Linked DNA regions of Homo sapiens: region 2 is linked to region 1. A link is a contact called in ENCODE Hi-C or POLR2A ChIA-PET data. All regions are on one chromosome and are shown on one strand. Each heading gives the region's core, a stretch centred on a gene start or an enhancer-like site at or near the end of the contact. The rest is flanking DNA. Distances are from core to core; before and after follow the strand shown.

Region 1 (3,786 bases), core at 1,112-3,611:
ACTACTCACATGATCTAGCAATCCCATTACTTAAAATCTATCCAAAGGAAAGGAAATCATTATATCAAAGAGAAATCTGCACCCTCATGTTTATAGCTGCACTATTCAGAATAGCCAATATGGAATTGACCTATGTGTCCAACAATAGATGAATGAATAAGGAAAACGTGGTATATGTACACAATGGAATGCTATTTGGCCATAAAAAAAAATGAAATCCTGTCATTTGCAGCAACTTGGATGGAATTGGAGGATATTAAGTGAAATAAGCCAGGCACAGAAAGATAAACACCACATGTTCTCAGTCACATGTGGAACCTAGAAAAAGTTGATGTAATAGAAGTAAAAGGTAGAACAGAGGATGCTAGAGGCTGGGAAGGGGAGGGGAAGGTGGTGATAGGGAGGGATTTGTTAAAGGATTCAAGATTATAGCCAGATGGGAGGACTAAGTACTAGGGTTTCACACCACTGTAGGTTGACTACAGTTAACAATAATAGACCAGGCATGGTGGCTCATGCCTGTAATCCCAGCACTTTGGGAGGCCAAGGTGGGCAGATTGCTTGAGCTCAGGAGCTCGAGAACATGGTGAAACCCCCACTCTACTAAAATACAAAAAAATTGCCGGGCTTGGTGGTGTGTGCCTGTAATCCCAGCTATTTGGGAGGCTGAGGCAGGAAAACTGCTTGACCCAGGAGGTGGAGGTTGCAGTGAGCTGAGATGGTGCCACTGCACTCCAGCCTGGGTGACAGAGCAAGACTCCGTCACACACACACACAAAATAATAATAGTAATAATATATAGTTTCAAATAGCTAGAGGGAGGATTGAACCTTCCCAACACAAAGAAATGATAAATGTTTGAGATGATGGATATGCTAATTACCCTAATCTGAAATTATACATTGTATGTATGAAACATGACTGTGCACCCTATGAATATGTACAATTATTATTTGTTAATTAAAATAATACAACTTTAAAACACATGGTCTTAAACATTATCGTTTTTGCACACTCTGAAGCATATATTTTGCATCCTGACATCATGTCATAAGTGAAAAGATAAGAGACTTTCATTATTACTGCTCCAAATGCATGAATGCTCAATAACCTGTGATCTATTTTTCATAATTCACATTTATAAAAAGTAACTTTGGAACTTCAGTCATTGTCAGCTAGCAGACAGTTTTTCCTGCTCCACAATTAAATAAGTCAGTATTCTTGGAAGTATTGTACAAGTTGTTTGGGAGCTCCCTACACATTGCCACTGGATAAGAAGACCTGAAACCCAGCCATGTGTGATGGCTTACACATATAATCCCAGCATTTTGGGAGGCCGAGGCGGGCAGATCACCTGAGGTCAGGAGTTCGAGACCAGCATGGCCAACATGGTGAAACCCCGTCTTTACTAAAAATACAAAAATTAGCTGGACATGGTGGCATACACCTGTGGTCCCAGCTACTCAGTAGGCTGAGGCAGGAGAATCACTGGAACCTGGGGCGGGTAGGCTGCAGTGAGCCAAGATGGTGCCACTACACTCCAGCCTGGGTGACAGAGCGAAACTCTTTCTCAAAAACAAACAAACAAATAAAAACCCTGAAACTTGTCTTTCAGCAGAGGGATTTTAGTGAGTTAGTATCAAGGGGTCATCACTTCCTTTTCTTCTTGGATAGCTGACACAAGACAGGAAGACTAAGGGCTCTTTCTGATATCTGAAGATCCCTTTCAGGAAACCCATTCTGTTGTGTTTCTTAAGGTGTGATAAAGCTTGTCCAGCCTCCACACCGTATAAAGTTCTCCTTTATACACCCATGTATCAGCAGAGCTGCCCTGTAGGTAGGATTCTTACTCCCACGTGGCCAGTGAGTAGCAAGCAAGGCCCCAAGTAAGGTCTTTGGGTGCTGTCTGTTCTTTCATGAGAGTCACTTTGATATGAGAAAGGGGTTGGGGAAAGATGCCTGAGTCTGGGCGTGGGCTGGGAGGGAAGCACATTTAGGGTGCTGAAACCACATCTTATTTCGTGTGCCATTTTGCTCAGGGCCAGCCCGAAGTGAGAATGGCTTTTCTCGGTCAATTCCTAGTTTTGCCACCATCATCCTTACACCCGAATCCTAGTAAGTCTGTTCTCCACTGAACTGAGCTGAGTGCAGCTGACAGCAGGCACGGCGGTGCCCCATTTGCCACCCCAGGGAGGCCGAGCAGCGGAGAGTGTGTGGCCACGGCCCCTCCACTCTCCCAGCAAACCCACGGGGGCCTCGGTGCGGACAGAGACCCGGTGTGGGGAGGCCGCTGCCCCTGCACGCTGGGCCACGGGGGTTTGGGCGGGGAGGAGCTTGTACTGGGTGGGCGGGGAGGAGCCCGGACGGCGGGAGCGGCTGCGGCGCGCGGGCGCCCTCGGAGCCGCGTGCTGGGGGTCGTAGGGGCCCACCGCGCTCAGCCAGACGTTCAGACGCTCGGACAAGCATGGTCTATAACCCAGGAAAGGGGAGCAGGGCCACTCCCGCGGGCGGCCCCAGCGATGAACCGGACGCCCCCACCCTGCCGGGAAAAAAGCAGTGGCGGTCAGGCCGCGCTGTCTCTTTAAGATCGTGTTCCTACTAACACTGACGGTGAGTAACCTGGCCCTGGGTCCCGGGAGACATCCCGAGGTAGGATGGGCCCTTGGCCTCCTACGGATAGGCGGGTGAGAGTACAAATCTCTGGGCGTGGAATTTGGGGAAGTTATGAATGGGGGGAGGGTCGGGTTCCGATTTGAGCCAAAGCCCCCAGGTACCTTGTACATTTTAACAGGGCTCCTAGAGAGGGCGGGGAGACGAAGCAAGGCCAAGTTCCAAAGGGAGGATAGGCCCAGCTGGCTTCAGCGTCCACACGGCATAGTCCTTCATGAATGTTGGTAAGCGCGGTAGCTTGTGAATTAGGGTGAGTGGCAGAAGCTCGGGCTTCACGGGTGGGTGGGGAGGCAGTGGAACTGACCACTGCCGGCTGTCAGGTAGGCCTTGGGCACCTGGTTCTGCAGACAGTTTTCTGAACTAAGAAGTGAAGCTAGCCTGCCCACACACGGGGTATCCACTAGCCCCTTAGGAGCAGAGAGGGCACCGTAGCAAGCAGCTGGCGGCACTGTGCCTCTCTTGCGCTCCCTGGGCAGAGAGGGAGAGGCTGAGTGATGAGGCTCACTTCATACTGGGTGAGCAGAATGAAGACTGTGAAGTCACAGAGGAAGTGGAATGCTACAACTGGCTGCCGGGGCAGAGGAAAGGTGTCACCCAGGCAGGTTCAGGGCTTTCTGGCTATAAAAGGGAGCCTCTGGGATCAGCAGGTCATATCTGGTGCCCATGGTTGACTGAGGAGTCGGGTGAGGCCACCCTACCACAAGGGTCCCCCTCCCCATCCTACACAGGAATGAAAACAGTCCCATGTACACTTTCTGGAAGCCTAAATACCACCCACACCATGTGGAAGGAAAGCAGGAGAGAGACTGAGTGGCACATCCTTTCGCCCTCTTTTCTCTCGAACCTCCTCCCAGGCCGACCACCCTTGCTGTGTCCAAGCCAAGCTCTGTGGGCTTTCTGTTCCTCCTGAGTAGCTGATTTTCAGAATTTGGGGTACCAGGGCTCTGGGGAATGTGAGCTAGAGAGCAGATAAGTCTGGAAGATGACCACTGACTCCTACTCTCCTACTTCTCCAGATGCAGAGGCCTCCATGGCTGTGATAAGCCTGCTGTTCTTGGCAGTGATGTATGTTGTTCACCACCCTCTGATGGTCAGTGATCGGATGGACCTGGACAC
Region 2 (3,605 bases), core at 926-3,425, 230 kb after region 1:
GCCACTACCCCACTGAAGAGCGGGCCCAAAGCAAACCCCAGCCTCTGCCGTTTAGGCAGCCTCTAACATCTGTCCTTGCCTTCAGTCCAGTTTCCTAGTTGAGCTTCAGGGAATGCTTGCTGCCTTCCTCATTGTGGAGATGGGGATTGGAGGTCCTGGGAGGGTCGGTGACTTGCCCAGGTTCCCCTGGCAGGAGGGGCAGGGGAGGGCTGCACAGGCTGTGTGACTCCCGTGCTCTGAGCGGGACCCCAGGCTGTTACCAGTGCCCCTGGGGGGTTGGGGGTGTGACCAGGAAGCCTGAGTTGGTCTGCGTTGGTGGTGGATGTAGATTTCTGGGGCCTGCAGCTGAGCCCTCTCTGCAGCCCCACCCCACTTGCCTGAACCGCATGGACAGACCAGAATGACCACTGGATTGAAATCACCGGAGGTGCCTGGAGGGAAAGGGGAGCAAATCCACTGGTCTGGGCCTGGGTGTCTGCATCGGTAACAAGCCCCTGCAGTTTCAGATGTGGTTGCCCCAGGGCTCATATTAGAATCCCTGCGGCTTGACGCCCTGCTTCCTGCAGGCCGGATGGGAGCAGGGCCTTGGCTCAGGAGGAGGGAGGGTGGGTTCTTTTCAGAGGCACTGTCCCCTCCCTCCACAAGCAGCCTGCACCCAAACAGCTTCACATGTAGTCCTGGAAAAGTGGGGCTACTGCTGGCCAAGCAGAGGGCAGATGTCGGGGCTACAGGTGTGAGCAGGTCAGTGGGTGACACGCACCACTGGAACTTACCCTGGCCGCTGGGGCTGGGATGCTCATGAACTCCGGCCATGGGAAGGGCCCCCATAGGTTGCAGGTAGAGAGGCCAAGGCCGGGGATGGGCAGGGTCTTGCTTGCCCAAGGCTACCATCCACGATGACAGAACCCAGACCAGGGAACGTGCAGCATGCCTGGCACCAGGGAGTGGGTGGCCAGGCCAAAAGGGCACCCTATCCAGCCCCTGCCCCTGGCCACCTCCTTCAGGAGCAGCCTGTGGAGGAGAGCTCAGGCACCTTCCAAGCGAGGCCTGTGACGGGTGGAGGGGCAAAGAGTGGTGCTCCCTGCTGTTGAGAGCACTCAGGCTCTGCAGGGGCATCTCCCAACCTTCCACCTCTTTCCTTCTGAGAGATGCCAAGATGTCAGCCTGAGCACCTGGAGTGACCAGCCCTGAGCTCCGCACTGCCACATGCGCCCGTGTGCAGTCCATCTCTCCGAGCTGTGGAGGCTCAGTGGATGATAAAGAACGGGGAGGGGCTGGGTGCAGTGGCTAACACCTGTAATCCCAGCATTTTGGGAGGCCAAGGGGGGTGGATCACCTGAGGTCAGGAGTTTGTGACCAGCCTGGCCAAGATGGTGAAACTCCATCTGTACAAAAACTACAAAAATTAGCCAGGCATGGTGGCGGGCACCTGTAATCCCAGGTACTTGGGAGTCTGAGGCAGGAGAATCACTTGAACTCGGGAGGCAGAGGTTGCAGCGAGCCGAGACTGCGCCACTGCACTCCAGCCTGGGCAACGAGCAAAACTCGGTCTCAAAAAAAAAAGAAGGGAGGAGCTGAGTTCTGCCCACCCTCCAGGCCCTGGGTGCTGGGCCACAGATCACTGGGGTCGGATCCCCTGCCTGGATAAAAGGGGAGGTGACCCTGTTGTGTGCAGGGTCCTGCCCAGCATGGGGCAGGGTGCCCTTCATCTACGAAGCAACATTGGCCTGGCCCTGGCACAAAGATGGGCAGGCGGCCCGTCAGCAGGACTTGAGGGCAGGCAGCTCAGCGCTGCGATCACGGCGCCCTCTGGAGGCCGATCTGAAGAATGCACTTCCCGTGGGACGTCTGTCCTGGGCAGGTGGGCGCCCTGGGCAGGACGCAGGGGACCCTGCTTTGGCACAGATGCTAGAGCCGGATGTAGTCATGCTTCCAGGGCACCCTCTGGGCCCAGTGCCCCACAGCCCGGTACTAGCTGTACCCGATTCTCGGAGGGTAGCGTCCTGGCTCACAACCCGCCTGAATGGTGGGGTCCCGTCAGTGCCTCTGATTCCTCAGTGAGCAGAGACTGAGGACAAGTACCAGGGCTGGAGACCTGAGGTTGAGGGGAGGAGGGGACGAGAATGAGTGATCTCAGACGGGAGCACCGCCATGCCCTGGGGCCTCTGGGAAGCACTAGGTTCCACCTGAGGTTGGTGGCACGGGTTTTGGGTTTCGGCGGGACCAGGCCACAAGCTGTGTGACGATTCGGAGTAGGGGAGAGTCAGGTTCCACCGAGGAGGCACTGGGCCGGGACAGTCTGGCACAGCAGAGCGGGACAGGGAGCTGAGGCGAGTGCAGGGAGCCAGGCCAGTGGAAGGCCTGGAGTCCAGGCTGGGTGCGGGGAGCCAAGGACGGTTGGCGGGACTGATGCAGCGCAGTGGGGCTCCGAGAACCGCAGGACTCAAGGAGGTGGCCTGGGGATAAGAGGCATGGCTGACGTTCCCTGTACCTGGGTGCACTCGTGGGAGTGAGTGGAGGAGAGCAGGCCAAGGAACGAAGGGGCTGGGGCGTGGGAATCCTTGGAGTCACCGCCTTTGTGCCAAGGTCAGGCAAGAAGTGGGGAGGAGGGGCTCGGGGTCCACAGCAAGGCCACGATGCAGGGGCAGCAACATGGGCTGGCAGCAACCCCCACCTCGGGACAGCGTGGAGAAGCGACCTGCACTGGAGGGAGCTGAGGGAGTGGTCTCAGGGTGGGCACAGCCATGGGCTGGCAGGGGAGGAAGCAGAGGGGCAACTGGGAGCCCAGGCAGGGAAGTGAGAGACCTCCACCACTCAGCAAAGGTTTACCCTCAAAACCAGAGGGTGGGCCAGGTGCGATGGCTCATGCCTGTAATCCTAGAACTTTGGGAGGCCAAAACAGGCAGATCACCTGAGGTCAGGAATTCGACACCAGCCTGGCTAACATGGCAAAACCCCATCTCAACTAAAAATACAAAAATCAGCCGGGCGTGATGGCATGCACCTGTAGTTCCTGCTACCAGGGAGGCTGAGGCAGGAGAATCACTTGAACCCAGGAGGCGGAGGTTGCAGTGAGCTGAGATTGTGCCATTGCACTCCAGCCTGGGCTACAAGAGTGAAACTCTGTCTCAAAAAAACAAACAACAGAGGCTGCTGACAGTGGCCTGAGATGTGTTTAATTTTTTTTTTTAAGAGATGGGGTCTTGCAGTGTCACCCAGGCTGGAGTGGTGCTGTGGCTATTCACAGGCAAGACCATCATGCATTGCAGCACCCAAACTCCTGGACTCAAGCAGTCCTCCCACCTCAGCCTCCCAAGCAGCTGGGACTACAGGTGCATGTCACGGCAGCCAGCTAAATGTTTTTAAATAGTTGCCAGAATTTAAAAATCAGATTTCACATAAAAATGTGGGTATCAGGCTTCTCTTTAAAAACCAGAATTTTTGGCCAGGCGCTATGTCTCACGCCTGTAATCCCAGCACTTTGGGAGGCCGAGGCAGGCAGATCACCTGAGGTCAGGAGTTCAAGACCAGCCTGGCCAACATGGTGAAACCCCGTCTCTACTAAAAATACAAAAATTAGCCGGGCGTGGTGGCAGGCGCCTGTA

What was found. Hi-C counts contacts between places; a loop is a spot of excess contacts on that map. ChIA-PET counts read pairs that join two places held with the same protein, here RNA polymerase II (POLR2A). Pooled maps may share reads with other maps.
Region 2: a loop to region 1 is called in a pooled map, with 2.1 times the contacts of the local background. The contact joins the enhancer-like site here to the promoter of ITPRIPL1 in region 1. A Hi-C loop is called at or near these places in 6 of 50 pooled maps. POLR2A ChIA-PET finds 5 or more read pairs at or near these places in 4 of 52 experiments (BJ, RWPE1, activated CD4-positive, alpha-beta T cell and 1 more).

The regions. Positions count from the first base shown.
Region 1 is chr2:96,322,956-96,326,741 of GRCh38, forward strand. It overlaps ITPRIPL1 (ITPRIP like 1), which reads left to right and starts at 2,362. Exons shown (of 3, transcript NM_001008949.3): 1 at 2,362-2,610; 2 at 2,792-2,894; 3 at 3,687-3,786. The coding sequence starts at 2,885. RefSeq lists a silencer at 2,277-2,526 and an enhancer at 2,549-3,049.
Region 2 is chr2:96,552,741-96,556,345 of GRCh38, forward strand. No RefSeq gene overlaps it. Among named protein-coding and RNA genes, the nearest start is that of ARID5A, 18 kb to the left of the region's middle. RefSeq lists an enhancer at 1,069-1,594. Within about 2 kb of position 2,176, at least 7 of the 41 ENCODE cell types and tissues checked have a DNase peak (open chromatin) inside an H3K27ac peak, as active enhancers do.